2 separate regions of the Mus musculus genome follow, and region 1 is linked to region 2. A link is a loop called in an ENCODE intact Hi-C map of the cell type or tissue named here. Cell type or tissue: heart. All regions are shown on one strand. Links, peaks and the distances in the headings refer to the core of each region. The heading gives the core; the rest is flanking DNA. Region 1 has its middle 16 kb from the start of Pcnx4. Region 2 overlaps Jkamp (JNK1/MAPK8-associated membrane protein).

Region 1 (15,683 bases), core at 3,535-11,534, 430 kb before region 2:
GGTTGTTTTGTTTTGTTTTGTTTTTTGAGACAGGGTTTCTCTGTGTAGCCCTGGCTGTCCTGGTACTCACTTTGTAGACCAGGCTGGCCTCGAACTCAGAAATCTGCCTGCCTCTGCCTCCCAAGTGCTGAGATTAAAGGCGTGCGCTACCACGGACCCAGGAACATCTTTTTTTAAATAAAAAAAAAATTTATTCATTTTATTTTATGTATATGAGCACACTGTAGTTGTTTTCAGATACACCAGAAGAGGGCATCAGATCCCATTACAGATGGTTGTGAGCTACCACGTGGTTGCTGGGAATTGAACTCAGGACCTCTGGAAGAGCAGTCTGTACTCTTAACTTCTGAGCCATCTCTCCAGTCTGGTTAGCAAGTTTTATACATAAAATACAAGTTGTAGGTCAGAGGATCTGCTTTTGAAATTTAGCTTTGCTGCAACAAAATTTAAAGTGTTGGAGGCTGAAATTGTGGCAAGGTTCTCCAGTGCATAAATGATTCCGTTGTCTCCAGTGACTTCCTTCCTAACCCCAGTACACAAGGACTCTAAGACACTGTTGATCCTGTTGGTGATGTCTCCAGCTTACCTAGGGTAGCACTGCAGACGCAGACCTTGTCACCGTGGTTCTGCAGGCACCTAACCGCTCACTCGCGGCTTGCCCAGTCACCCTCGGCTGGAGGAAGTGCTGATGGGTCGCCATGGCACCTGCTTTTCTTCCCCGCTGGCCTGCATGTCATGTCGGAGGGAGTGCACGCTGGCCAACTGCTTTAAAACAGTAATCTCAGCACAGTTTCCCAAGCTCAGGCTTTGGCCTCCCTCATTTATGTGTAGTTTAGAGAATTAATGTACTAATTAAAAATAGATTTTTTTTAAACTCGAGAAAACCTTTACCAATCTCCAGCTAGATATTATGAAATACTTGTTTTTACAGAAACATTTGCTTCCTACTGTTTAGTAGAAATTGCATATACATTAAAAAAGATACATTTATTTACAATAGATGACTTTGAGTTAAGAAATAATGGATCACTTTTATCTGTGGCTTTTATATAAAACCACCCCGTGGACTTATTTCCCCTCTAAACTTTTTTCCTATAGCATCATAATAATGAAAATAACATTTTAGAAACAAAGTTTATTTTAAGGGAATATATGCTTTGCTTAACACATATAATAAAAAATACTCATTTCAATACTGCAAATATGGAATGAAAACTTCAGTCTCCTAATTCAGTGTAGAGTCATACTCTGAATTTCACAGCTTGCTCCCAAGTCAGCCTCTTGCTGTCCTTGGTACCCCCAGTCCTGCTCTAGAACAGTGGGGCTGTGAAACATAGTTTGATTTCTTCTTAAGAGAATTCTGCTTAGGTCAGCCCCTTCTCAATAAGCAAATTGTTTAACATTCAAAATACTTAAATGTCATGCAAACTCATCCAGAGGGAGTTTTTAATCCCCCTTTCTATTGAGGCATAGAACGAAAAGCATTTTCTTTACAAGCTGGTGAAAAATTTCTAAGAGACGGAGTCTAATTTTCTCCCTCTTGACTGGTCACCTGTTCCCTACCCACTGCTGCCTCCTCCTGAGGAAAATGGCTCCTTCTTCACACACAAAAGCATCCCTATTGACAGCACCTTGGAATACTTCATCCTCTCTACATAATCCTCACTTACTAGACCAGTATTTCCCTCACCTCTTATCAGACATGAACAAAGTAACTGATTTGGGGAATGGGGGAGTCACTGTTAAATACATGAGTATGCACAATTTATTCAATATTAAAATGATGTTGTTCTTAACTGTAGAAGAAGTATTTGATTTTCATAGAGAAAAGGAAAACATATTTGGTCAGTGCTAATGTCTGAATTATAATTTACTGTGTGTGGCAGACTTGATAATTTGACATGTGGTGAGTCACTCAAATTCTCGAGATGCTCTGGAGTGACGTTCAGTGATGGGAAGAGAATGGGCAACAAACATAGCTGCGCTGAATTTCCAGATAACTGTGTCCACTCTGACTTTTGTGTGAAATTGATCATATGTATGGGTAGGAATAAAGGCAAATGTATACAATTTTTAATAGAAGTTATCTTTCTTAATTGCATAAACTTTCTAAATAACATAATTAAATATTACAGTGAGCTTTATTTATTGCCCTACAGACCAAAACCAACAAAACACGATTCATTTATAACTGCTAACTCTGATACAGCGATTTGTGTCAGAATTAACACGGGGTAATATGCCACCTTAATCAACAAGAATTCATTAAGAACCAATACTTTACTCACTGAGAGCTTTTTCTTTAAGGTCACTTAAATAAAAATGTTAGAGCTGGCATTGTGAAGGTTTATCTCTGGTAAAGGAGAAGTTATTTTATTTTTAGCCTCCTTTTGATTAAACCTGGTGGTCAACACTGATAAGGCCCGCCCCGAGAAATGGTTCTGAAGATGGAGTGCCGGGCCTACTCAGCCTGCAATCACAAACAATTAGGGGAAAATGTAGCAAGCACTTCATTCCCTTCTCTAGGCTGCATGGCAAATTGCATTTAACATTTCAGGCTTGTTGCATTTTAAAATAAGGTCTCAAACTCAGCAATTTCCAAGACAACTTCAATCAAGAGATATTGCTTAAATTTTTGTTATTACTATAGAAATGAAAAGGGTGATTGTCTGTGTGATTAGCCTCGGAGATTGCTTTGGGAAGAGTTTGGCAGTTCTAGTAACATGTCTATTATCATTTACAATTTGGGTAGAATTGAATCCTACATTGGCTCTCAGGACAGTTTTATAAGAGTCCCTCTTTATTTGCTAATTTTATTCCATATTTTAACATAAAAGAGGGAATCCTTGTAATGTGTTAATGTGTAGATAATGTACTTTTTAATCGTGATTTAAAAAACATTCCCAGTCAATAAAAATAAACATGAATAAATTTGACCCAAATGATGCCTATTGTGTGCAAAAGTCTGTGATAAACAGTTTGACAGATCCGTGCAACTTAAAACAGGGTGTGATGCAATGACACAAATTACAAGAAAGAAAAGGAAACGAACAAAGTGAGTGAAAAAAACCTTAGCACTTTTGTGTTTTTATGTGTGTGTGTATATGTGTGTGTGTGTGCATGTGTATGTGAGTGTGCTTGTATGTGTGTTTATATGTGTGTGTGAGCATGAGTATGTAAGTGTGTGTGTGTATGTATATCTGGGTGGGTGTGTATGTGTGTGAGTGTGAGTCTATGTTTTTGTGTCTATGTCTGTCTGTGGTTTTTTGTACTTTTTTTTCCCTTTTCTTAAATTGTGGATATTCAAAGATGTGCTTGTTTGAGAGACAGACAGACAGACAGACAGACACACACACACATACACACACACACACACACACACAGAGAGAGAGAGAGAGAGACAGACAGACAGACAGACAGACAGAGACAGAGGCAGAGACAGAGGTGGAGTTGGATGGGTGAGGTTGTGGGGAGCATTTGAGAGGAGTTGGGAAAGGAGAAACTTTGATCAGAACATACTGTATGAAAATTCTTTTCAACAACAACAACAAAGAAAACCTTAGCAGCGGTTGCACTTGAGCTGTGTGGACATTGCCTGCCCTGCCTCACTTGCTTAGCAGCGCTGTATCTAAACAGACTAAACTGACCTGATGTTCACAGCCTGGGAAGTTCTCTGCGCGCCCACTTATTTTGTATTTATTAGGTGATAAATAATTGGTTAGAGGCGTAATGGTTCACAGAAAAATTACAGAACCTCCTGCCATGGGCTCCTCATTTAGAAAGGAGGGAATTATACAAAATCTATGAAACAGCTTTGGAAACAAATCCAATATTAGCAGCTGTCAGAATACATCTTTTAACTGATTAATATTTTCTTATGGGAATTATTAAAAAGTACTTACACATAAATATGTTTATTATATATTTATAAGGCTAGAAAAATTTTAGCAACTTAAATAATGTGTGCTTTTGTGGTTGAGAAAATTACAGTATTTTTCTTGGTTGAACATAACACACACATTAAAATTATAACTATGGCCAGGTGTGTATTAACTCCTTTCATCCCAGCATTTGGGAGGCAGAGGCAGGTTGATGTCTGAGAGTCTGAGGCCAGTCTAGTCTACACAGCTAGTTCCAGACCATCCAGAGATACACTAAGACCCTGTCACACTCACACACAAAAGATGATCATACTGTCTTTGTAATATCATGGAAAACACAAACACATAACATAAAAGCTGAATGAAGTATTCTAGTTCTGAAAAAATATGCAAATGAGAAAACTTGGAGAAATTTAACTGACAATTTTGTTAGTGTCGTGATGATGTCTTGATGCTACTTTGAACACTCATTTTATGTCTGTTTTCTAAGCATCACGTTTTATTTTGATAGAGCAAGCTATTCTAATGTATAACAGTCTTTTTGCGTGTTGCTGTGGGAATGGAAAGTGGTATAGCTGCTGCGGAAAGTATGGTGGCTCTTTAAAAAATAAATTAGAACTACCATATGATCTAGTACCCAGCAGAAGTGAAAAGAAGGATTCAAGTGGATGCTTGTACACATATGTTCACATATGTTCATAGAAAGGTCACTTAAAATAGCACAAAGGTGAAGGAGTTGTTAAACCAAGTGTGGTGTATACACACAGTGGATTCTTAGTCATCTTTAAGTGGGTAGACAAGTGTGACACATACTGCAACATGAATAAGCCTAAAGGCATGTCTGTGAAATACTCCACTCACAGTTTATCATACTGGCATAATTATACGAATATGAGTTACTTATAGTAGTCAGAGCCATAAAGACAATAGCAAAACGACAGGTACCTTGGATAGAGGACAGGGAGGCTATTTAATGGGAAGAACAAGGTTTTGAAGTTTTCAAGATAAAATGACTTTAACGATGAATGATGATGATGATGGTGGCTGAAAATGAACTGCACATTAGTATAGTTTAAAATGATAAACTGCATGTCTTCCTCACCACAACCTACACCAACAAAGTGGCTAAGGTGGGACGAGAGGTGCAGCTTGGTTGGCCGAGTGCTTACTTTGCACTCAAGAGGACCTGGGTTCTATAAACCAGACACAGTAGCATACATTGACTTGTAATCCTAGTACTCAGGAAATAGAGGTGCCTGGAGCAGAGATTCAGGTCATCCTCTGCCTAAGGAGTTGGAGGTCAGCCTAGGCTACTTGAGATCCTATCTCAAAATACACATACATGCATCATTAAATAACACGTAAATTATATATAATGCATATAAAAATAAAAGAAGTGGGGCTGAAGAGATGGCTCAGCAGTTAAGAGCACTGACTGCTCTTCCAGAGGTCCTGCGTTCAATTCCTAACAACCACACGGTGGCTCACAACCATCTGTAATGGGATCTGATGCCCTCTTTTGGTGTGTCTGAAGACAGCTGCATTGTTCTCACATACATAGAATAAATAAATAAATCTAATAAACAAACAAACAAATAATTGCTCTATATATTTTATTGCAAAAGTTTCTAAGGGAAAATCCTCAAAGATATGGGTACAGGTGAAAAATTCCTGAATAGAACAGCAATGGCTTGTGCTGTAAGATCGAGAATTGATAAATGGGACCTCATAAAGTTGCAAAGCTTCTGCAAGGCAAAAGACACCGTCAATAAGACAAAAAGACCACCAACAGATTGAGAAAGGATCTTTACCTATCCTTAACCAGATATGGGACTAATATCCAATATATAAAAGAACTCAAGAAGGTGGACTCCAGAAAATCAATTAACCCCATTAAAAAATGGGGCTCAGAGCTGAACAAAGAATTCTCACCTGAGGAATACCGAATGGCTGAGAAGCACCTGAAAAAATGTTCAACATCCTTAATCATCAGGAAAATTCAAATCAAAACAACCCTGAGATTCCACCTCACACCAGTCAGAATGGCTAAGATCAAAAATTCAGGTAACAGCAGATGCTGGCGAGGATGTGGAGAAAGAGGAGCACTCCTCCATTGTTGGTGGGATTGCAAGCTTGTACAACCACTCTGGAAATCAGTCTGGCAGTTCCTCAGAAAATTGGACATAGTACTACCGGAGGATCCCGCAATACCTCTCCTGGGCATATATCCAGAAGATGTCCCAACCGGTAAGAAGGACACATGCTCCACTATGTTCATAGCAGCCTTATTTATAATAGCCAGAAGCTGGAAAGAACCCAGATGCCCCTCAACAGAGGAATGGATACAGAAAATGTGGTACATTTACACAATGGAGTACTACTCAGCTATTAAAAAGAATATATTTATGAAATTCCTAGGCAAATGGATGGACCTGGAGGGCATCATCCTGAGTGAGGTAACCCAATCACAAAGGAACTCACACAATATGTACTCACAGGTAAGTGGATATTAGCCCAGAAACTTAGGATACCCAAGATATAAGATACAATTTGCTAAACGCATGAAACTCAAGAAGAACGAAGACCAAAGTGTGGACACTTTGCCCCTTCTTAGAATTGGGAACAAAACACCCATGGAAGGAGTTACAGACACAAAGTTTGGAGCTGTAACGAAAGGATGGACCATCTAAAGACTGCCATATCCAGAGATCCATCCCATAATCAGCTTCCAAATGCTGACACCATTGCATACATTAGCAAGATTTTGGTGAAAGGACCCAGATGTAGCTGTCTCTTGTGAGACTATGCCGGGGCCTAGCAAACACAGAAGTGGATGCTCACAGTCAGCTAATGGATGGATCACAGGGCTCCCAATGAAGGAGCTAGAGAAAGTACCCAAGGAGCTAAAGGGATCTGCAACCCTATAGGTGGAACAACATTATGAACTAACCAGTACCCCGGATCTCTTGACTCTAGCTGCATATGTATCAAAAGATGGCCTAGTCGGCCATCACTGGAAAGAGAGGCCCATTGGACACGCAAACTTTATATGCCTCAGTACAGGGGAACGCCAGGGCCAAAAAGGGGGAGTGGGTGGGGGAGGGTATGGGGGACTTTTGGGATAGCATTGGAAATATAAATGAGGAAAATACCTAAAATAAATAAATAAATAAAAAGAAATGAAAGTGAAAAGAAAGAAAAACTTAAAATAAATAAAATAAAATGAAAAAATTTTATATGAAAAAAAAAGTTTTAGAAAGGACTAAGGGGATAGGATGTCTTTTTCTGTGTTAGAAATAAAAAGGCATCTATCTTACAAAATAAAAGCACAGTACAATTAAATATTGAATCCACAGAGCAGCTTGATAAAGAATCTTAAATGTCACCAAATTATCTTCTATTTAAAAGTGAAACTTGTGATTTTAAAAATCTGTATTCCTTGAGTCTTTTCTGCGCCTTTCTTTTCCTTGGCCCCTAGGTGGCAGCAGAGAGCAGAAGTGTCAGCAGGTAGTGGTAAAGAAGTGTGGCTGTGAGATTGCAGTGAGCTTTGTTTTGAGTGCTCACTCACAACTCTGTAGACATAAAGACACTTTCATGAACGGTGGGAAACTGGAGGTCCAGAGAAGTAAAGATTGTATAAATTCATAACAACAGGCCTGTCTATCCCAGGTCTTTGATTTACACTACAGTGTTGTTTAGACTCTATGCCATGTCACTCTTAAAAATATCACATAGAACATTCAGTTCTTGCTTTCCTTATCATAAAGTTATTTTATTAAACATAAAACTCTTGTATGGCTCTTGTGCCTATGGGTCTGTTTTGGGGATGTTATTTTTATATTCTCGTAAGTTTCTTTTCTCATCCTTTTAACCCTAAGAGGGGTTGTATTTTCTTTGCTCTTTAGAGTAACATATTTTATAAATTTATCTCACACTCTTCATAATCAATATTCTCTAAATCACTATAATTTACTCAGAATAAATTTATAAATTATTCAGAATAAAAGCGATACCACCCTTCTTACCTTAGACTGAGGTTCGGAATCACTTGTTGGTTGCAAATGACAGCAATTTTATTGCCCCAAAGGAACATACTGGTTGTCTTACTGGGAAGTCAGAGGATGTCTTGAGACATCATCTGGAGACTCAAATATTAGTCAATAATATCACCTTGTTTTCATTGCCTTACCCTTTGAAGGCTCTTCCGCTGGCAGGCAAGTGGCCGCCAGAGGCCTGTGTCACACCCTCCCACTTATCAATTGTCACGAAGAACATAAACTAAAGAAACCACTCCCTAAGTCCACATCCCAACTGTAGGCTGCGTGACTGGCAGTCCCAAAGATGACTCACAGAACAGGGGTAGACTTTCAAACAAAAAGTCTGAAGAATCAGTCTGGGGAAATCAGACACAACAGAAGAGTTTTGCTGTCTACTGAGCCAGGGTTTGCTTACGTTAATAATGAAATGGAGTCTTTATTCAGACTGATAGATCACTACTGCTCCTGTCCCAGCCACTGTAGCATTTATGCCACTTGGTGGACTGCACAGCTGTCTTCCTAACATTTAAATTCCGTTCCTTTATGAAACTTGCTACCAGCAGGACCGTAGTGGGAAGGCAGGCTCCATGCCGTTAGGGAAGTTGAGAGGTTCAGATGCTCTTCTTAAGCACTGTAAAGGGTTTGGTAGGGGGCCTAAGTTTGGCCATTTTCCCGGGGCTTTCAATGCAGACAGGTTAGAATGCATGGGGGCAGAGACAGGTCCAGTTCTGCCTGATGGCAGCCAGTGCTGTCAGGGCCAGGAGTGCTCGGCTCGCTCGTGCAGTAAGCAGTGTGCCTGGGACAGCGTGAAAGGCACTGGCAACCTAATTAATTAATGAACAACGTAATCTTGAGCTTGCCACTCGGCTCCTCAAGCTCTCAGTCTCAAAGCTCATTTTTCACTCTTTCTGCAGAGGAAGCTATCTAATATGTATATAAAGTGGGTTTTCTCTTTCAGCCCAAACCACTAATTGGTAAATAGCTAATTCTTAGTATAGTTATGTTTCCAAGTTGCTGGTGATGGGTAAATTAAGATTATGATTCATCTTTTTCATGTATTTAACAGCTTTAAATTATAGAATTTATTATCCCTTCAGATCCCTTTATAGTGATATTAAATTGATTAAAGCCATAAAGCATATTAATACATTTAAGGGATATTTAAAAATACATACAACTTTTTTCAACTAATGAAAACCATTTGTTATTAATACTTCCATGTTCTGTATGTACTGCATGGCATCTAGTTTCAAGTTTCTATAACTGTACCCTTGCAGCTTTGCCATTGATAGAGATTGCCATCTTTTTGAGTGGAAGAAGTTCACCATAACTATGATGATCATAAGGTTGTGAGAATTTACTATAATTATATAAGATAGTTTTTTTTATGTATCCACATAAATGCATATAGATATGTTTGTAAAATACTAGGTGTAGACTATGTTCTTTCAAAATTCTAATGGTGGCAGTTTAAATACTTTCTGTTGTTTCTAATGGCTCAATACCTAAAGTGCCCTTCCAAGGTAAATTAACTAGGGAAATGTGCCCGTTCTGACTTCGTTCGTGAATGACTGCATTCATTCTCTTTAGATGTAGCTCTCCACTTGCTGTTCCTCAGCACTCTCTATAGAATTCCGCTTGCTCTGCTTTTCGCCTATCTTTTAAGTTTGACATAGATGGTTGGAGCAAGTCCATTGCTCCAATTGTATGTCTCTCACAAAGCTCTGCCGTGCTTCAGTCTCCCATTGTGCCGGGCTTGCCTGAGTGCTCCGCGCAGGGCAGTTCACTCTGCTTTCTGTGTGCTCAACCCATTTGTGCCCATTCTTTCTGAAAACACTCGTTCATCTGGGATCCCAAATTGACTTCTCCCTATTCTGTGTCCTTAACTAGAAATGCACCATTAATGTTGATTGAGCTCTCACAAAGCCCTCCGTAAAGCGTGAAAGGCTATGTGAGACCAGGCACACTGTTCGCAAATACCTGTCTGAGGCAAATTGAGAGGAAGAAATGAGAAATAATTGGAAACTTTACACACACACACACACACACACACACACACACACACACACACACACACACTAGATTAGTCTTTTTTGGTTGCTCATAGAGACAGTTGTAAAACCTTTTGAAGGGAAGAGAGAGAGAACTCCAAGCTATATATACAGACCGAACAAAGAGTGAAGCTAAATCAGTAAAATTATCACAAAGAGTTTCAGAAAAAAACAAAACAAAAAAACAACCAACCCTCCTATTATGGTAAGGAAGCCGTAAGGCACACAGGCAGTGAATATGAGCTACAGTGTTTAAATGTTACCAACTTTATTTTTTAAAAATAAAGTATACAGCTGTTGCATTTATGATTTACACAATAGTAAGATCACTTTTTAAAAAACTACTGGTAAGAAATATTTTAATACATTTATAAATTAATTAGAATCATAAAATTACAAACTATAAAATGTACAATTATGAGTTTACATTTACACAACTGTAAAATCATACATTTTTAATACTTGTGAAAATGTAATTCATTTTAAAATGTCCCAAAATGTGTTATCCTGATGCACTTCTGACTCAGGACCCATAGAAATGGTCCCTGTCACAGCCTGACCAGAAAAGAAGGCATGGTCTAATGTTCTAGTGTCTTCTATTAAATCATTAATTAGATATATGTCATTACAAAAGCAAAATTCTAAGATAAAGTGCACACATTGAATCTGAAAGGCGCCTTTTGAATAAATAAGTTAAATTAAAATTAAAAGATTAGTGCTATATGGTATAATTGATATTTTTTAAAGATAAAAATATGTAGAAACAGACTGCTTTTAGTAAAATAACAATGTGTTCCTGGCTGATCTAGTTCTAAAAAGCAGCTGTGACCTTAAACAGTAATTTAGTATCGGTTTTCTGCACAAATATCTTAATAATGAAAAAGGATTAGAAAGATGAACAAGAAAACAGTTAAGAGCTCCAAGATTCTCTAGGTGTTTTGCAGAGACAACTTATTCTGATGAAGTAAATTGGCCTCTAATGCATAAACAAACCAACTTGATTAGACTCCCTTAAAAACCAAGACAATTCAACCATGTGTGCTGCCTCTACGAATACAGAACTAAGAATAATTTATTTCGTAGTATGTCAGTAATATTTAATTGAAGCTGTAATTAAGGCCTAATATTTTAAAACATTGAATGTTTCTTATAATATGTAATAGCTCTGGGCAAATAACAACATGCATATTGCATACACAGGATTACTTTAAAGCTAGTCATTAGTGCCTATAAATATACATGCAGTATAAATGTTACATACAGGCATCGTGTACATTGTGGACAAAATACTCAGAATCAGAAGAATCTAAAGCTGTAGGACCGGAGTAAGTGAGGAGATCCTTACAGAGCAGTTATGACTACAGTTGACTATCATGTGTAGATATTAGAAGATGGGCTTGCTGTCACCTGCTTTCAGTTCAGCATAGCAGGCTCCTACTTGGTGATTAACATGCGAATTTCTCACATCCGATTGTTTGTGGAATTGAAAATCAAACCATAGTGCATTTGATGCAAAATACATCTATTACTGAGAACAATGAAATGCTACTTGTGTTGTAGAAATTATACTTTTTAATCTAGGCTAAATATATTGGAAGAAAATGAAATAGTTTAAAGTCTTTATGTACATTAGCTATCTAGTAACCTGACACAAACTGCTGGCTTAAGAGCACATAATTATTAACTGCTAATTCATGTGTATTTGAAAAAGCAATGTATTTGCAGTAGAAAATATCTAGGATTTGACATTATAGAGCATCCTTTTCATAAACCACACTTTCTTTGAAGAGACAGTGCGTGCCGTGCCTATCTCAATAGAAGTAGTAGAGTCAGTCATTCAAAATGTGCGCCAGGGATAAAGGGCATCTAAAATCACTCCCAGAAAAATGTCTCTTGCTCTTCATGATATTTTGCTTGTTTTGTTAAATAGGAATGGGATAGAGACAAATGTATTGACCACAAACAACATGGGACTTCATCCATTTGATACTCCCAGGGGAGTTGTTCTTCATCAGTGACATCTGCTGTCACAGCAGAAAAAAAAGTGATAACCTGCCAAATCATGTTCAGAATCACACCCTTCCTGTTTGCATGTAAGAGAACCGTGATTTATATGAAAAGGCCACTGCAGGCTAGTTCTGTGTTTGCTGTATTCTGTACAGCACCCAACAGTGCCTAAACTAATGTTTATTATTATTCTTTGTGTCACTATCAAATTATGTATTAAAATTATTTCATATTCAAGAAGAAATTCAGATGTAATTAAAAATATTTATAAAATATCCCCAAATTAAAAAATGATCATAAAAGATATCATTTATGAAAGATCTATAGAAGAAATAAAAACAAATCCCAGAATGTTTAATTGGTATGGTATAATGTTATCCTTTTCTGCTTTATATTTCCCCCCAGGAAAAACATTACACTTATTTGTTCTACTATTTTAAAAAGACAGTTTATTATAAAAGTTTGATATTCATTTCTATTTATAAAGAAAAAAAGAGCAGAGTCCTAATTTCATAATAGGCACACGCTTCAGACATTGTGATGTGGAAACTGCAGTACAACCCAGACACCTTCTGGACATCTTAAGAACTGCACAGTTGTTCTCTGAACAAAGGCCCTGACTGTAACAGCTATATAAAAACCACACAGTAAGAAGTGAAAAATCAATCTATAATTAGGTTTGAAATGTAAAAAATTACACGATGCAAGTTACAAAAGCCAGTATTTAAATAAAGCATTAAAAAGCATGAAGTTCTTGCATGGATATTGAAATGATCGTTTCCAAAATACCTTTGGGACTATTTTCAGGTAGATTATAGGGTTTGAACAGTCATATAAAGTCCCCTTATGTATATACAAAGAGCACTGGAATAGTATGAAAATTATATGCAACATGGAACCAATGCTTTGAATATTTATATAAATATTTGAATTTATATTTCAGAAAATATAGGGTATTTTCTGAACTATGTGCCTTATTTATGGCAAAATACAACTAACAACTTAGCTCTCGATTTTTCTGTGACAGGGTCTCTTCTAGTTCAGGTGGCATCAAACTCACTGTTTCTGCCTCTACCCCCGGTTAACTTCGAGCCACCAAGCCTGATTCATGCAGGGATAGTGCCTGAGCCCAGGGCTTTGTGCATGCTAGGCTAAGCAGGCACTCTCTCACTGCCTTACAGCCCCACAGCCCCACAGCCCCAGTTCACTTAGCCATCAGTTTACAGACTAGGAACCAGCAGCGTCCGTCCATCGTTGGGTCACTTAGAAACTCACATTGATGCCCACCTTTTGCATTGGTCACTAAGCAAGTCTGATGGCTGTCCTGGCTTCTTTTCTCCCACTGCAAAGAACAGCCCTAAAAAGTAACCTGTGGCAAAACTCAACTAGCAAGACTGGCTTTGCTTTAGCAATGGTTGTGTTGGTCGGCTGGTTCCTAGTCTCTGAGTTAGAGCAGTCTTACTTCCTATTACAAACAGCTGTGCCTGTAGTGATGACTTTACAGTTTCGGGCTACAAGAGACATGTTCAAGTTGACTTTTGACCTTTAATAATGACCTGTAGTAATTCTGAATGAGTAGCTAGTTAACAAACCAAAGTCCCCACAGGGCTGGCCGCCATGAGCTCTCACAACTAACTGCTTCTGATACCATAATTTGGATTTCTAGAATTTGTTTCACATCCTATCACTTTCATCTTCTCAGATTTTTGTACGTGTGTGTGTGTGTCTGTATGTATTAAGTAGTTCATGACTGTTACAATATAAAAACTGGGGGAATGATCAAAATAACTATAAAATTTCAGATCACGGATTAAGTCAGATTAATCAAGGGTGACATCTTCACACAGAGCTGAAGCGAAGCGTCTCAGCCATGTTAGTGATGTCACTGCCTGCTGTCTGCTGGTTTCTGCATGACTGCTCGCTTAATTTTAGGTAGTTACATCTGATTTGATGTTAGAAAGTTACTCCCACGAATTCTGTAAGAGACAAGGTAGGTATGAGTCATATAACGGCCGCTCAATGATTCGGATAACTGGGAAAGACCCTGTGGTAAGTGACTTCTGTGCTGGATATACATTAAGGTCCCCAAAGACAGCATGAAGGGAAGAATTTCATGACCATTTAGGAATCATGTCAGCCTAAAGAGTCACCAAAACAACTGATTACAGAGAGGGGTCAGTGTAGCTGCCGAGGCTGCATTTAAAGCACTTTGGAAGCATTTCTTTTCCCCCTAAAGAAAATGGAGCACATTGAAGAGAAGTTGTAGCAACATTGGGAATAAATTAAAGTGGTAGGAAAAATGGTCAGGATGGTATATGGTTTGGGTTCTAGTGGTCGTTATCAGACTCATGAGCAGTTACTAAATAGCCGAGTCTGAGACATCTTGAATTCTGAGTGCTACTGAATCTCATTTGAAAAATTATGTGTATGCTTATTCATTTGTGTATATTTCACATGGGAATATATGCCACATATAACACACTTAGAGGATTCTATCCAGAAATAATGGTGGTTTTGGTGTGAAAAATATAGTGTAATTTTCTCCTCTCTTTGTGTGTATAGAAAGAGCCATTTAAATGAACATATTATAAATTATATTCTACAAATGTAAAATGTAGCTTTGAAGTTTTCAGGTTTGTGTACACATCCAATTTCTATTAGAGCACAAATCAGCAATCAGTTTATATTTCAAGTATTTTACCTAGAGATTTTTAATTTCCCAAAGGGTTATAGAGTCCATTAGCTGATTTGAATTTATTACAACAAATATATACATATTCACCTATGACAAGAATTACTTTCCTCTAATGAGTGATAAATGCAGATAAGTAATATGTCCCATTGGGTTCTTGGCTAAATCACATCTGGAGGACAACTAATTGTCTAAAACTTATCCAAGTCCAATAAACATTTTATTTGCCACTAATTGCTGTTGCAGCTTTTGGAAAGCTAAGATGCTTAAGTGTCTTCGTCATAGCATCATTTCCTAGGAGCAGAATGTGAATAACATGCATTTCTACCCAATGTAAATGGTTCAGCTGTTTTGGTATTTAACATCATGAGTAAAATAGTGTAATCTTCCATTTTTAACACTGTGACATTTTCCATTGTTAATAAAATAGTTCTTGTCATAGTTAATAAAAAACTTGGGGTTGAGTTGGGCTTGGGGAGGGATCAACGTTGGAGGCAAGGTAAGAGGAAAATTTAAAGAAAGCTTGGAATGCTTACAGAAGTCTCTGCCTTCACAGTCTCAGTGTTGAGTTTATTTGCTGTTGAATACAAGTGAGCTGCATGACGGGCTGCATGAGTGCAGCGGGTGAGCCACATGACACACAGCATGAGTGCAGCAGTTTAGCCATATGACCGGCTGCATGAGTGCAGCGGGTTGGGAGGAAGCACCCAGGGCTGCTCTGTCCTTATTCCCACTAGTGAGAATAGTGTCTTTTCTCACTAGTGAGTACTTCCTACTTGTGGAACGCAGTTTAACTTTGTCATATTAAACTTTTGGAATTATTATACAAATCTATGAGGTTTGACAAAGATTTCCTGCATGTGGGAAAGAAGGTCCTATGGTAAGACCTTTTGCTGGAAAGCAAAGCAAGCTGTGGCAGTATAAAAAGTCACTCTTTTTATACATCGTTAGCAGATCTGGAGAGTTTTTAAGTGGAGAAGAATGTTAACGGCATGCAGACAGCTGTGCCTTTCTT
Region 2 (15,683 bases), core at 2,596-10,595:
GAAGGTAACTGTCAAAACAGTTTCAAATGCAGTAGGCTCAGAGGTGGCACATCAGACATGTCACCTCTCACATGTGGATTCTTGGAGCAACTCAGCATTTTAATATTCAGTAATAACCACAAAACCCAATTTTTTTCTTATAGGAAAGAAGCAAAAGAATCAAGAAATACTTCGTTTTTCCCCATCCTCTCATGCTAGGAGACTCACATTAAGCAGGATCTGCAAAATGTTAAAGAAACAATCAAGAAGCCGGAAGAAGAAGCACAGGCCACGTGAGTGCTCTTAAGTTTGTTTTGTAGCATCAGTAGAAGTCTTCAGAGTTGCCATGAGCAGACTCGGGGACTAACTTTTCAAATCACAAATGGATACACATGGCCAGATTTTTGGGCTAAGGGTCTTTGTTTCCATGGCTAGAACATGAGTCTCTCAAAGCCTTCAGATACGAACATGGCCACTTACCCATCCAAAACCAGCCACGGGGACCTTCTATGTATGTCATATTTCACTCTATCTCAGAGACTTCCAGTTATAAGATCCTGACTCAGAAATGTCATGACTGGAAAAAAGTCTCAGGATCAATACAGTGTGGCCTATATATCTTGTTTTAAGAAATTGAATATGAGAGAATGGGAGTGAGCATATTTATTCAGTAGACAGAAGAAATATGAGTCGTAATGCTTAACATTTTTAATTACTTCCATAATCACTGTAGCAAAAAAGAATTATCAGAACATGGAGTTATTTTACAATTAAATTCTTTATTGTTTTCTTCTTTACAGGAACAATAATCTGAACATGTCTTCAACCAAACTGTCTCTAAACAGAAAGTTCGTTATATAAATTATGCTTTATTTTTGAAATATTACTAAACACTGTATTGGTGAAAATAAATAGCCATTGACAAAGACATCCTTTGTTTCTGTTTTTGCCATCACACTCCACAAGCACATCTGCCTTTGTAATTCCTCGAAGGTAATGTATAGACAACAGAAGGCATAATGATGCCACAGCAATTGAGTTCAGAATACACTTGTTAAAGGTTCTTCACAAAAAGCAGGGAGACACCATCAGCACAGGTGTACAAAAACATGGCCGTGCTCCAAAGAGCAATTACCCCTGCCTGTTTGGGCTTCCGGTGTGATAGCTAAGATAGGCAGAGCACAGTAACAGGAGGCCCTGTAGTCTCCAAGTGTAACCACAAGGTCCAATAAATCCAAAGATAAAGCACAAGCATTATAATATCTGGACAATCTTCTTCCCATGTATGAAAGAATGCTATTAATACATTTTAATTCTTCTTTACTTTTTTTTAATGAAGAATACTTTTCGGGATTTTTTTTTTTTTTTTTTTTTTTTTTTGGCATTTTATATTCAATGTCCATTGGCCCCTTCTGAGAGTATCCGTGATGGTTCGGTAAATTTTGCAGTAAACAAGTAAAACAGAGCTGGTGTAGGTACCAAAGCCAAAAGCGGTAGGTCGTGTTCCAGCCTGTCCACTCTGGAGATGGAGACTATGCCATAGGCGTGCAGTAGCCAGTGGCTGAAGAGAACGATAAGTCTTTTCTTCCTGACCAGGAGATCATAGCAGTTCTATGGGATCATTGGAAAGGAAAAGAGAAACAGATTAGCAAACCCAGCTAAACCACTGCTCCTTATACACTCATGGCTGGGACTCTGAAAGCTTGAGCTAAAACGGACTTGAGAGCCCCAGGTCTAGCCATCACACCGTCCACAGGGCCACACAGGCCCTCGGCAGCCATACTTGGCCTAGAGCCCTTCTCTGCATTCTCATCCATGTCACCATTTACTTGGGGAACATAAGCTTCCTGAGATAGACATGAACTAAAGAGGAAGTGTAGAGAGCATGCTCTCTCCATCCAGGCCCACTGCAGTTCCAGAACCCTCACTCCCTGACTCTGAGGTCTCCGGTATCTCCAAGAATCACTGAACCAGTTAGTGTACCTTACCATATCATATGTATTATTCCATTCAATTGTCAGCTCTTAGTTAAAAACAAAAACAAAACAAACAAAAAACCCTAAAACCATAACAAAGGAAAACCAATTAATTTCCTACCTCTATTTCAGAAGCAGACATGTATACAGCCAGGGTAACCAGAGATAACACTAATATAATGTACGGGAAGGCGTAATCTGGAAAAGAGACAGACATTAGAAAGTAATCTTGAGGCAGAACACAGCTCTTCCGGAGCCTTTCTCAGCCAGCTGGGGCATGACAGCCAGTTCTCTGCGGATTACAAATACTTGTGGCCTTGTAGGCCACACAGTCTCTTCTCCACTCCCCGCTCGCAGGTGTGATGTGCAATCAGCACAGATCTCATGCCAGTGAGCAGCTCTGCCGCTGGTCTCATAAACTCTCAGAAGCAGTGAGATATGAATTTCATATCATTTTTACACAGTAACAAGTTTGTTTAGTTTTTTTTTTTTTTTGAATTTTCTTCTCAATCTCTTAAAAATGTTAAACTTTGGCCACCTGTCAATAGCTAAGAGAGTTGAGGCAGCTGATGGATTCACGGAAAAGAATTAACCTCTCTCCCACGTGGCCAGGCTGCTACAAGCAGCTACGTACCAAACAAGTGGACTGAGGGACACCCAGTTCTTTGTGCTTTATGGTCCAGAAAAGGGATCTTGGTTGAGAAGACCAGAAGACCAAAAGAGCAATAACTCAGCTTTCACGGTCTTTAGAAAAGTTCATTTATCATCTAACGTCTTAGTTAATACTCCTTTGTCACACTGCAGCACTGGCTCAAGAATAAGTCTAAGCCGGAAGCTTGTGGCTGACCCCCTCACGACCATCCCCAGTCCTTCTCTCCCCCAGGCTATTAATCCCCAGCACCTTAAACTACCAGACGTTGCCCAGTGAATTTTGCTCACCCTGCTGTTCTCCTTTAAAAAAACAAATGACTTATCCTTTCCCAAAATCCTACTTTGCTGTGAGGCCTCTGTGACTAACACAATAGCCCGCAAACAATAAGAACCACTTGATGAAAACATCCAGGGAAGGAGTTACAGAGACAAAATTTGGAGCTGTGACGAAAGGATGGACCATGTAGTGATTGCCATATGCAGGGATCCATCCCATAATCCGCTTCCAAATGCTGACACCATTGCATACACTAGCAAGATTTTGCTGAAAGGACCCAGATATAGCTGTCTCTTGTGAGACTATGCTGGGGTCTAGCAAACACAGAAGTGGATGATCACAGTCAGCTATTGGATGGATCACACGGCCCCCAATGAAGGAGCTAGAGAAATTACCCAAGGAGCTAAAGGGAACTGCAACCCTATAGGTGGAACAACAATATGAACTAACCAGTACCCCGGGAGCTCTTGTCTTTAGCTGCATATGTATCAAAAGATGGCCTAGTCGGCCATCACTGGAAAGAGAGGCCCATTGGACTTGCAAACTTTATATGCCCCAGTACAGGGGAACCCCAGGGCCAAAAAGGGGGAGTGGGTGGGTAGGGGGTTGGGGGGGTGGGTATGGGGGACTTTTGGGATAGCATTGAAAATGTAAACGAGGAAAATACCTAATAAAAAAAAAAGAAGAACCACTTGATGCTCCTTCCAAATATGAGTGGAGGCTTGTTAGCAAAAGGTGTGGAAATGAGGGAGTTATTTCTGCTACCTAAAGAAACACTTGCAATAGCTGTGATTTGGGAAGCAATGCTATCTGACCACCTTCTTCCGAGTTAACATTCCAAACCTCCCCGATTCCATAGCTCTCCCCTTTCTTCTAGCTCCAAGAGCTCCAAAAAGTTAGGCCAGAAGGATTAGACGCTTACTTATAACTCTACGTTTGAATGTATGTATTTTAATTGCAGGACAAAATGAAACAAAAGCGGTACACAACAGCCAACCCGGCTCTCAGGTGAAAGTGATTTTCTGGCCTTCAACACACAGAGACTGAAGAGAACACCAGACAATAGCAGAGGAAGCCACGTAGGCCAGGGCCACCTGAGGCTTCTGAGGAGCCATGAGGAAACTCTAGCGGGCCAGGCTTCCCAGGGGACCCTAATCTGCTTCCGTTGCGATCCATCCCCACATGGAAGCCCATCATCCTCAGGTTCCAGGTATCATCAGCAACAGCAGCACTGGGCTCCTTTGGCCTCACCTCACTTCAGCATGGGAGGGGTTTGGCTGGACACGGTCTGGGGAGTCCTCATGCCAGAAGCCAGAAGCAAGCAGAGAAACTTCTAACAGCAGTGCCCTGGATCCCTGATATCCTTGTGAGCCTTAGTCTTGTACCAGAGGGTCTGCACAATGGGATGATTGGGACTAATTGCCAGAAGCCCTTTGACTGTCAAAAGTGCCGGGCCTTCATGGCCTGAAGACGCTCATTAATACAGCAGATGAAGACACAAGCCCAGCAGAGACTACCTCCTCCTCGACCTTCTTATCCAAGGCAGCTTCCATGAGGGTGCAGACGTTCTCAAGCTCCACCTTGTTCTCCTCTGGTAGCTCCGCATGCTTTGGCCATGAAGACCAGGCTCTTCCCATCAAACTCCTTGAGCTTCTGCATCCAGTACTTGCCAACAAGGCTGTCACATAAACATCCATCTTTGTTCTCAATATGTGCCCAGCTGCCCTCTGCTCTCACCAGAGTACAGAGTTTCCGTCATGCGAGACACGTGCTGACAGAGAAGCCAACTCCAGACAGCCAGCTCAGCAGCTCAGAAAGGTGTCGCTGCTTAGTGGAATCTCCAGGGATTCCAAGCCTTAGATTCTTAGGAGAAAGCCTGGCAGAATCACTTATGGTTCTCAGAGAAGAGCTCATGGCACTTCCATACAATGCTTTTGTGGAAACGTTTTTGCTGTTGGAGCATCTTGGAAGATTCTCAGAGGCAGCCCTCAGTCAGCAGTGCCACAGATGTAACTGCATTGTTTGGGCGTCAGCTCACCGCAGCTGTCCATGTTGAACACGGTGAACAGAGTTCAGGGTTACTGCACTTCGGATTCTCAAAGAAGTCAGAAGAAGCTTGCCAAGGGGCCAAGGGTGCCACCCTGAGCTCCATCCTAACTGCAGACAAGCGCTTGCCTGCCAAGCCTTCCCCTCACATACTGGAGAGGCTCTCACAGAAGCAGCCATATTCCTCCTGAGGGATGTGATCGGAATCTGCTCCAAAAGGGCTTGGTCCTGTTCGGCTTCTCCTGATTAACGTACTCATCCTGAAATTCCCTCCTTTCTTCTCTTATTCTTAGTGTCATCACCCTCCGCTGACCTTCAGTCTGAGGCTTCTCTTCACTTCCTTCTCTTCCTCTATTTTGTCTCTACCACCCCATCACTCACATGATCTCCTATTCCTTCTCCAGACGGAGGGAAGCAGGGTAACTGTTAACTGTGTTTCTCGCTGCTGCCTTGACCCACCTCTAACTATTCCATTTGGTCTTCTTTGAGGCAGGTCACTTTCGTACTCCAACCATGGGTTCACCCTGGTCTACACAGCCAGTGAAGGCTCCACCAGCACAGAACTCGCAGGCAGGCTGCTCCATCAGCATTGTGCTTTGTGGCCTCAAACACGTCTTTGCCATGAGAAAGGAAGAACAAAATCCAACACCAAATGGCCCAATCATGAACACATCTGCAACAGCCTGAGAGCTTCCTTCAGTATTTCAGTCAGACTTAGCAATGGTTCCCAAATTATCAATAAGCTCAACCTCAGTCACAGCAATGCCTGAGTCCACCGGATTCGGAGAGTGTTCCTGTGGGTTGGGAATGTCAGCTTTCAGCTCTTTACTGATGTCTAGCTAAAGCAGGGTAGGCTGAGCTCGTCTGTGACTCACATGCAGGCACCTAGACATTGAGGGTGTGACTCAAAAGTGACTGGGTGACAGTACGTAACTCCAGCCTAGACAGTCCCTCCAAACACCTACTATAAATTACTATCTATGACCTCTTGAAGATTCTGAATACTTAAAACAAATTCACTTTTCCAATCTACTTATTTCCACTTGTTTACCCATCTATCAGTTATTTAAAGGTTACTTTATCATATTTTCAGTTTATACCAAACCTTCATTCAATTTGTTCCTTGCTTTAATAATGCCTGCCTTTGAAATGGCCCCACATCCCTAGCATCAGGCTGTGAGGCAGGCAGGCAGGCTCCGCCCATTGCTGGTGTCTCCAAGCAGATCCCCAGCTTGTCTCCTCTGACGATCCACTGTTATTTAATCCATCAAGTTATCGTTCCAAAATGCAAATCTGTTCATGTCACCCTTCTACATAAGTCCTAGTCGGGTCCCTGTGGTTTGAATGGGAATGCTCCCGTTGGCTCAAGTGTTTGAATACTCCAGTTGGTGGTGCTATCTGGGATGTTGAGGAGGTGTGGCCTTGTCAGTGGTGTGTCACTGGGGTCTGACTTTGAGAATTTAAAGAGTAAGGCCATTTCTACTTCATCTCTGCTTCCTGCTTGCAGTCTGACATGTGAGCTCTCAGCTATTTTCGCTGCCATATCTATCCCCTGCTGCCACAATTCCCAGCCTCAATGGACTTGCCTTGGTCATGGTATTTTATCACAGCAATAAAAACTAATAAAGTCCTAATACCAAAGCAAGCAAATAAGCAAAGCGGGCTGAAGCTAACAGGGAAGGCTAGGAGCTGGATGGAGCCTAGGTGTTCTCAGACACCTTGCAACTAAATGAAGCGTGATCTGTGAGCTGGAACATGAGTGACAGGAGCCAGGAGCCTCCAATCTCCTCTTAAACCAAATTACAATACTGAGCTGTACAGTGCCCGTCCCTGCTTGGTCCTGGACCAAGAGATTTGTCCTCTGCTTCTTGGAAGACTTCTTAGGAAAGACACCATGCAACCTTTTTGGAAAATGGAAATATATTCAAAAGTCCCCTCCTATGTTTCCCCGGCTATTTGGAAATCTCTGCTTTTGCTCCTAATGCTATGATTTAGCTATAACAATGATACTCCTATTCTTCTAACACAATTTAACCCAAAGTTGCTAAACAAATTATCTTAAAAGACATCTTCTTTAACGATTTTAAGAATAAAGGATTTTTGCAAGGAACCTTAGAAATCTAAGACAATAGCAAACAATACTTATTGACAACATAATTTTTCATCCATTATATATAAAGCTTTTTAAATTTTTATGCTCAGAATTTTTTAATCTTCCAGTTTAGTTACAAACTTCAGTTTCAATTTGTTGAGAAATTCTATTCCATTCTGTTTTTAATAACATTATGTTTCAGCAGAAATCTATACTAAAGCCTACCTTTCAAAGATCAAAGGATGACTTTAAAGAAAGAGTTATAAAGTTTAGCTGGGAGGAAAACAGTGACTTTTCGTCATGAAACTTACATAAGAGGCCCCCACCGACCGCCTGCAGCACGGTCAGGATGGGGAAGAAGTAAAGAGCTGCGTAAATACTTTTGAAGCGGTCAGACTTGCCGAGTCCGCATGCGATCTTCTTCACCAGGAGAGGCCGCAGAAGCATCATTAACACCAAGCAGAACGCGTAATAAACGAACACGATGGTGTACCTGTAAAACAAGGAATTTGTGATGTCGATATGTGCAGAACCTTCATCCCTGACGGTCTTAAATCAAAGACCTTAAAAGGGGATTCAAACTGTTTCGCCCACCCACTAAGATACTTAGCCTGGTGAAGGAGAACAAGCAAACACACACACTGTCTTGTTGGTTGGTTGTTGTCTGTTTATGAGGTTTGGTGTATTTGAAAATATGTCTCCTAGCAGCCTTCAGATGAAGATGTAGAACTCTCATGCCTGCCTGGATGCTGCCATGCTCCTACCTTGATGAATCTGGACTGAACCTCTGAACCTGTAAGCCAGCTCCATTTAAATGTTGTCCTTATAATAAAAGTGGCCTTGGTCATGGTGTCTGTTCACAGTAGTAAAACCTTAATTAAGACATGATGTTTCCTCTTATTATACTCTGTATGTATCCAGAGAAGAAAATAATTTCTACTACCTCACCTGTAAGTTCACAATGATCAATCTTGAAATCAGTGAAATCTACAACCATTTCTTTCTCAGCGGTCTTGGGTCTAAGTAAATACTCACAGTGGGTAGACGGCTTCGTGAGTGCAGTGCACCGTGGTGACGTAATCTGGACTTGGGTTGTAGAGCATCGTGTACCAATCAGAAAGCATCAGAACGCGGCAGGAACGGATGTAAAGGACGCCCACGGGATCACTCACGAGTAAGGTGATGATAGCTGCCATGGTGCATTCAAAGAGCGCGGTGATGTGCTGGAAAAGAGCACTGGAGCTGCAGGGACAGGACCGTGTCAGTCTTCAGTCGGGTGTGTGGGCCGAGACAGGGTTTCTCTGTGTAGCCCTGGCTGTCCTGGAACCCACTCTGTAGCCCAGGCTGGCCTCGAACTCAGAGATCCACCTGCCTCTGCCTCCCAAGTACTGGGGTTAAAGCAGGTGTGTGTTTAGGGCCCTATCCTGAAACTACACTCTTCAGAGTGCACAGAAGCTAATCACATCAGCACCTCAGACAACCCTGTTGCTATAGTCTGAAGGTCTGCCATTCTAAAAGATTAGTCTGTTCATGCAGGGAGTCAGGGCTGTCTTTGTCCCTTCTGCCATGTGAGGGCACAAGAGAGAGAGAGAGAGAGAAAGAGAGAGAGAGAGAGAGAGAGCACGAGCATGTGCACCGTATCTATATCCTGATGAGCCATTTCGCAGTTTCCACAGATGCAAGCAGAATATTTCCAGACTAACAGGGTGTCATGGCTCATGGCTGTAATCTCAGCACTGGGGAGGCTTGGGCAAAAGGATTACCACAAAACTGTGACCAGCCTGGGCTACACAGCGAGATACACGTAGGCCTAGACTACAGCGTGAGATCCTGTCTCAAAACATTAACTAATTAATTAATCGACAGCCTAATTATTACTTACCTAGCTAATTAGCTAGTCAATTATATAATTAAGTACCTGGTTACTTAATTCACTAGTTAATTAATTTAATTAAAAACCTATGTGTGTTATGTATACTCATGATGCCTGGGGCCTGTGGTAGTCAGGAGAGGGTGTCAGATCTACTGCAAATGGAGCTATGGATGAGGGGGTTGGTGCCCAGGGACTGGAGCTCCAGAAAAAGTTGTAAGCCACCATGTGGATATTAGGTACCAAACCTCCATCTTTTGCAAGAGTAACTAGTGTCCTTAACCACTGAGCCATCCCTCCAACCCCTCAGTCACTTTTTGAAAGAGTAGAATCCTTGGGATTGCTTCCCTCGAGTATTTTCCGGATTCCAGTTACAGCCTTAGGGTCACTCCTACTGAGCAGCTGAAGTACCTCTGAGATAAGAACACTGCGTGCACAGTGTGAATAAGCACACGCTGTATGATCTGAGCAACACAGGCTCATTATAATTCATACTTCTAGAGTAAAAGCCAAACCTACCTCATAACGACAGGAATCTCTTCATCACATTTCAATCCATCTAGAGTCAACCATGTGATCTTTGAAAATAAAAGTGGATTCCAAAACTCCACTTATAAAACTGTGGTCATATACTGCATGGTGTGTCAGTCTATGAAGTCCACATACATGACAGTGGCCCCATGGGTCTGTGTTCTCCATGTACCTTGTGGCTGTTGTGTAACTGATGCCTGCACAGCAGCAGGAGCATTTAATGATACATTCCTCAGATCTGTGTCACTTCAACTGACCTTAAGATCTCTTCTGCATCTCAAGAAAAACCCTCCTTCCCACCGTTCTCTTATACCCCCGCATGGCCACACTAAACTGCTTCCAGTTCCTCTGCACCTCCACATATATGGACAGGCTCTACCCTCTACCTCAAGACGTGTTTCATCTATGTGGACAACCCTGCGCTCTTTACCGTCAGCTCTGGAACTATGCCCCGTCGGAGCGCAGTCCAAAGAGTGACACATGGTGAATGATGCCTTAGGGAACTGTGAGCAAGGCTCCAGGGATAAAAGCCGAGGGCCTCTCACCTCAGGTGCATTTTGTTCCCTGGGTTGTTCCTGGATGTGACTTCATGCATCCCGTGACCAACATCTACATTTAATGTATAAGACATGTTTACTCTTGTCAGATGTCAGAACATGGCTGTAGATCCCGATCTGGTCAGTGTGCCCTGGATCTGGATACAGCCTTCTGCCTTGTTTTCGTGCTTTCTCAGCTATAATCAGTATATGTGCTTAAGCTGCCTGTGCTGAGCAAGGTCTGGAAAGGGCTGCTGTGTTAATATTTAGTATGTGCTTACTGAGGTTTATTTACATGTTTTTCTGACCTCAAACGCTCTTCCTTGGGTCATTGCTTCCTTTGTTACATTCGTGTATAAAAGTACACTGAAGCTGAAGTCAGGCTGCAGGTGGCCCCACTCTTCCAGCTCCTCAGGTCCCAGACAGTTGACAATGTCCCAGCTTTATGAATGGCCTATGAGACTCCTCAGCCCCGAGCCTCTGGACTCAGCCTTCCTCCTCTGTCAGTCTCCCATCAGTGTTCATTTTTCAGTCACACCACGTTCATTTCTGCCTCTCTAACGTCAGGCAGCAAAAAGGGTTTGGAGAAAGTAAAACCTCCAAAGCAGGAAAATCTCATGCAAGTGAGGAATTAACACTACTAAGGCTCAAGCCGGGCGTGGTGACGCACGCCTTTAATCCCAGCACTCGGGAGGCAGAGGCAGTCGGATTTTCTGAGTTCGAGGCCAGTCTGATCTACAGAGTGAGTTCCAGGACAGCCAGGGCTACACAGAGAAACCCTGTCTTGTAAAACAAAACAAAAAACAAACAAAAAAAAAAAAACCGAAAAAACAAACAAAAAAAACCTACTCAGGCTCAGACAGCTAAGGAAGACTGCCTCCCCACTCCCTTAGAGGACCAGGTACATGTTTGTCAAGAGCCTCCGCATTCTGGCCTCCGTCCACCTTCAGTATTATCTTTCCTTCATTTACAACCTACCCTTGACCACTGCAGCTCGCATGACCCTCCACATCACCAGTCAGTCTTTCTTCTACCAAAACACTTAGCTTTTCTCCTTAAGTCTTTTGGATCCCATTAAGGCATGCTTTTTCTCTTGATTCTCTCTGATTCCTAAGTGTTTTGTTGACAAGAGAATTTCACTACATCTCTAAGATAGGTTTATATTATCATCAGATACCAGTCTGTCTTCTCTAATCTTCCAAACATAAAATACACTGTACCAGAATTTTCCCCCAATTAATTTAAATATTAATACAAGAAGCCTGTGACTGGGCAGTGGAAAAGGAAGGCGGGCAGAGATTTTTAGAGAGAGGAAAGAGAGAAGGAAGGAAGATGGAGAAAGAGAAAGACGATCCAGATTCCTTGTGGCTTTAAATAGCCACAGGTAGCTATGAATATCTTATAAGGGACGGATAATTACAGGACAATCTGTCTTATCTAGGTGGGCAATTTATATCAATATTAATTGGCTCTGAGTTCACTGTGTGGGCGTTTTGTGGGGTGAGAGTTACTGACATAAATCTGACATATGAATCCCAAGCCTCTAGAGCTTTGATTTTACCGGGTTACTGGGATTTGGGACCACTGACCACAGCAGGTGGATGGCTGGGAATGTGAGCAGAATCCGCAGCAAGAGCCATGATTGGTCTCTGCATGAGGCTAGCCTTGGAGGCGGCAGGGCCGCTGGGCCGGCGATAGCTTGGGATGGTGACATTTTTTAATACTTCCGGCAACATACACTGCTCAATAAATGCGCCAACAGTGCATTAGTCAGCTTTCATAATCATACTAGATCGTTAGCATTAAAAAGTTATAAAGTATTTGTTCTAAAACAGTAATAGCCTGTGACTATACCCAACTTTTGCAGAAACTCCGTATTATCATTGAGAAATAATGTTCTTTCAAGAGCCCTGAGAGAAACATTAAGGAGAACATCACTAACACGCACTAAGATCTGCCCTACTACTGTTTTCTTATTACAGGGAAGAAACAGAAAGAAAAAGAAAAAGAGAAAGTTGTCCCCTTCGAAACAGGCTGAGGGTGGCAGTCAGCAGAAGACTGTGACTTGACATGACAATAAGTAGTCCTTCCCCCAGCACTAGTCTACGCAGATACGATCACACATGCTCACCTCTTTTTCCCCGAGTACCATTCAATGAAGAACCAATGCAGAACAAGAGGAAGCATAGCCATAAAGCCCAGATAGAGCCAGTCGTAAAGTTCTGGGGACTCTGTGCAAGGCTGACAGTACTTCTGTGCATTGGTCCTCTGTCCTCTTGGGCATACCTACAACAGGTATAAATACTGTTTTAGGATCATTCTATAAGGGATTCCACTGTATTTTAAACATCTTAGTATGTATGTGTAGCTTTTGAAAATTAACAAAGAAAACCAAGCCTATAAGCAGAATAAGAAGAAATCTCAAAGAGAAGCCACTTCAAGAAATCCACATGACCTGTGCTATCTATAAAATGCTAATGAAGAGTCTTTTCATTTAGTTGCTAAAATAGCTAGCTAATATTCAGTGAAAAACCTTGTTAGTAACATCATACAAAGACTACTGCAGAAGTATTCTGGAGTTGGCATGTTAATTCACTATGCAAAACACTTTGCTAAATTATTAGACAGTACTTAGACATTATAAAGTATCTTTTAATATCTGTGACTGTCAAGAAAGGTTTAATATAGTTATCACCATGCCAATATAAACAAGGTTTTTATTAATACCATATTCTTATACATTCATGAATATATTTAACAAAAAAAAAATCTACATGTACAACGTTTCCAGAACAAACAAATCTTACAATGAAATAATATCAACATAGGACTTACCCCACATTCTCCATAGATTTCACTTGAGCCATTTTTAAATAATAGGGTCTTCCCACAGTAGAGTCCAAGGCATGCTGGTTGAATATCGACAGCTTTTTAAAAACAAATGCCAGTATAGTAACATCTTTTGTGATTATAAACAAGAGTAGCCTGAGAATAGCTGAAGTAACTGACAACAACTATCTCAACCTCACTTTAAAATTACATAACAGACAAGTCTCGACACACTGTCACACTGTGACAGCACAGAAAGTTATACTTGCATCTTGCTGCTCTTCTGGAGTCTCCTATTCTAACCAGCACAGCAGGTTCTAGCCCCAGACACCTAACCCTGAATCTTCCCAATGGCTCTAGGAAGCCAGTCCCTATGATTGGAGTTTAGAGTTTCATTGGTTATAAGGTCATAAGAACTATTATTATTATTATTATTATTATTATTATTATTATTATTATTATTATTGAAATCCCTGATAGGGGCCAGAGAGGTAGCTCTGGTAAAAGCGCTTGATGAGCACGCCTGACTAACTCAGGAGTCTTGACTTCTAGAGCCCATGGTAAAGAGGACTCCAGAGAGCTGTCTCCTGACCTCCATGTGTGGGCTGTAGCAGGCACACCCCCAGCCCCATGCCTATCATACACCATACACAAGCACACAACTTAAAATTTTAATTAAAAGAAATCACGGGGGCTGGAAAGATGGCTCAGCGGTTAAGAGCACAGACTGCTCTTCCGAAGGTCCTGAGTTCAAATCCCAGCAACCACATGGTGGGTCACAACCATCCTTAATGAGATCTGATGCCCTCTTCTGGTGTGTCTGAAGACAGAGACAGTGTACTCACATACATAAAATAAATAAATAAAACTTAAAAAAAAAAGAAAGAAAAGAAAAGAAAAATCTCGGATAGAAAGCCACTTGTAGTGAGAATTCAAAATACTATGCTTTCATTTTAGTCTCAGGCATGGGGATGGGATATGAGGCTGCTTCACAGCAGCTGACTGTGATTCGCCTCGGGCTCTAGCAGAAGGTTCCTGCAGTTGTGTGACGTTTAGAATTCTGGAAACTCTTCAGAGAGTAATGGTAGGGCTCTGAGAGGCAGGGTAGGGGTGGTTGGTCGTTGAGGAGGTTTGGGTGCAGTCAGTGGCTATGTTCAAAGAAGAAACAAGAAGAAATTCAAGGAGCTCTATTCCCCTCCCCCATCCTTCCTTCTCTCCTATCTGGTGACAGGGGATGAAACTGGGAGAAAGGAGGACCAGAGAGTGTATGTCGGGGGAAAAAGAATCTGCAAAGCAGCAAAGGCCAGCTACAAGCAAAGAAGAAGCAAGAAAAAAATTAGATTCAGAGATCTTTATTATCTAAACACCCCCCCCCCCCCACCTGTGCATCTTTCTCTCCTATCTATTGATAAGGAGTGGTAAAACTACAAAGACCAGCTACAGTCACTATTCTTCATTTGGCCAAATAGAGACACTGGGCACACAGACTCATTTTTTATTCATAACAGAAATGCTGAATTGTCCACATTCTGAAAAGAGAACTTCAGAGCAGAAGGTAGGTCTTTAAAACAAATCAATTCACCTCCATATCAAAGCATTAGCCCAGTTTTTATGATTTTTGACAAGGGTAGATCCCATCAGTGCTGGCACTGAGCTTCTGAGCAATTACTTGAGAACAATCAATTTCTTGCAATCAATTTCTTAAAGGGATGAGGGGAATTAAAAACAGCTCTTTTAAGACAAAAACCCGAGGATCTCCAAATTATCTAAGACTTCATCGAAGAGAAATTACTCCTCTGTATCAGTGACACCTGATCCTCTACACCAATTATGGAAAGTGCTGCTCAAAGCCACAAAGGTACTCAGAGGACGATGGCAGTGAGGCTGGCTTCTGTAAGAATCTGCCATTTGCTATGAAATGAATCCAAAACAATGCTGGCCTACGTGTGAATTTACACGTGTTATTATTGCTGAACAATAATTTCCTCAAACTTTTCATGTGGAGACTCTGGTTACAAGGCCCTTTCTCCTTTCAAATTCCTGGAGAACAGTTTTGTTTTTTGTTTTTGTTTTTTTTGTTGTTGTTGTTGTTGTTTTTTGGGGGGACTTATGTTGCCGAGGGAAAACAGAAAAAAGTCTGAAATGTCTCATGTTTGATATTTTCACTTTACCAAGTATCTGACATCTTTTTTTTAAAAAAATTCTTCTTTATTTTATAATCTTAAAAACAAACTTTTATTATTATAGTATTGTGTTTTCATGTGTATTTGTGTTTTGCCTGCATTTATGTCTGTGCACCATGTACCAGCCAAGTTCCCGCAGAGGCCAAAAGAGGAGAAAGTCAGAAAGGGATATAGGAGCCACTGAACTGCAGTTACTAAGGGTCCTGAGCCGCTGTGGAGGTTCTGGGGATCAAACCCCACGAAAAGCAGCAAGTGCTCTTAATCACTGAGCCATCTCTCCAGCCAATCCTTAACACCTTTTTTAAACACAACTGAACTGTAATGAGAAGGAAGTCCCTTCTCCATGGGCTTTGCGTCTAAAAGATCTCAAAACCAAGGCCAACAAACCAAAGCTCATTTACCTAACGAGAAGAATCTGTACAACCTTTCATAGCCATTGGTGAGCTATAGCTAAAATGTTGTCCTTGTTTTTTTCTGCAGCAGTCTAAGACCCTTTGTGAAGGGCTTAATGTATTTACATTTGATGTCCAGTGTAATAGTGCACGCCTTTCAACCCAGCACTATGGAGGCGGAGGCAGGTGGAACTCTGCGTTCGAGGTTAGCCTGGTCTACAGAGCAAGTTCCAGGTCGACTAAGGCTACAAGGACAAACCCTGTCTTGAAAAACAACTATTACATTTGAGGTTGAAAAAGCAAGTCTCGTGGCAATTAGGT

Evidence for each region. A loop is a pair of places that touch in the nucleus more often than their neighbours do. Peaks named below come from ENCODE experiments on the same cell type or tissue, not always from the same donor. Only the 100,000 strongest peaks of a DNase experiment are listed, where the experiment ranks them.
Region 1: it touches region 2 in a loop (2.7-fold over the local background); 3 of 42 quality-filtered maps call a loop at or near these places.

Annotation. Positions count from the first base shown.
Region 1 is chr12:72,512,526-72,528,208 of GRCm38, reverse strand. It overlaps a transcript of Lrrc9 not described here. Among named protein-coding and RNA genes, the nearest start is that of Pcnx4, 16 kb to the left of the region's middle. In heart, for the core only: a CTCF peak has its summit at 7,353 (motif pointing right); no DNase peak of the experiment used is centred there.
Region 2 is chr12:72,086,517-72,102,199 of GRCm38, reverse strand. Jkamp (JNK1/MAPK8-associated membrane protein) reads right to left here. Exons shown (of 7, transcript NM_024205.2): 2 at 12,794-12,885; 3 at 12,090-12,244; 4 at 8,057-8,263; 5 at 7,333-7,514; 6 at 2,077-2,153; 7 at 673-1,590. The coding sequence ends at 1,372. It overlaps Ccdc175 (coiled-coil domain containing 175), which reads left to right. Exons shown (of 21, transcript NM_028687.1): 20 at 144-272; 21 at 780-908. The coding sequence ends at 793. It also overlaps the pseudogene Gm19135. Among named protein-coding and RNA genes, the nearest start is that of Jkamp, 8.5 kb to the right of the region's middle. In heart, for the core only: no CTCF peak of the experiment used is centred there; no DNase peak of the experiment used is centred there.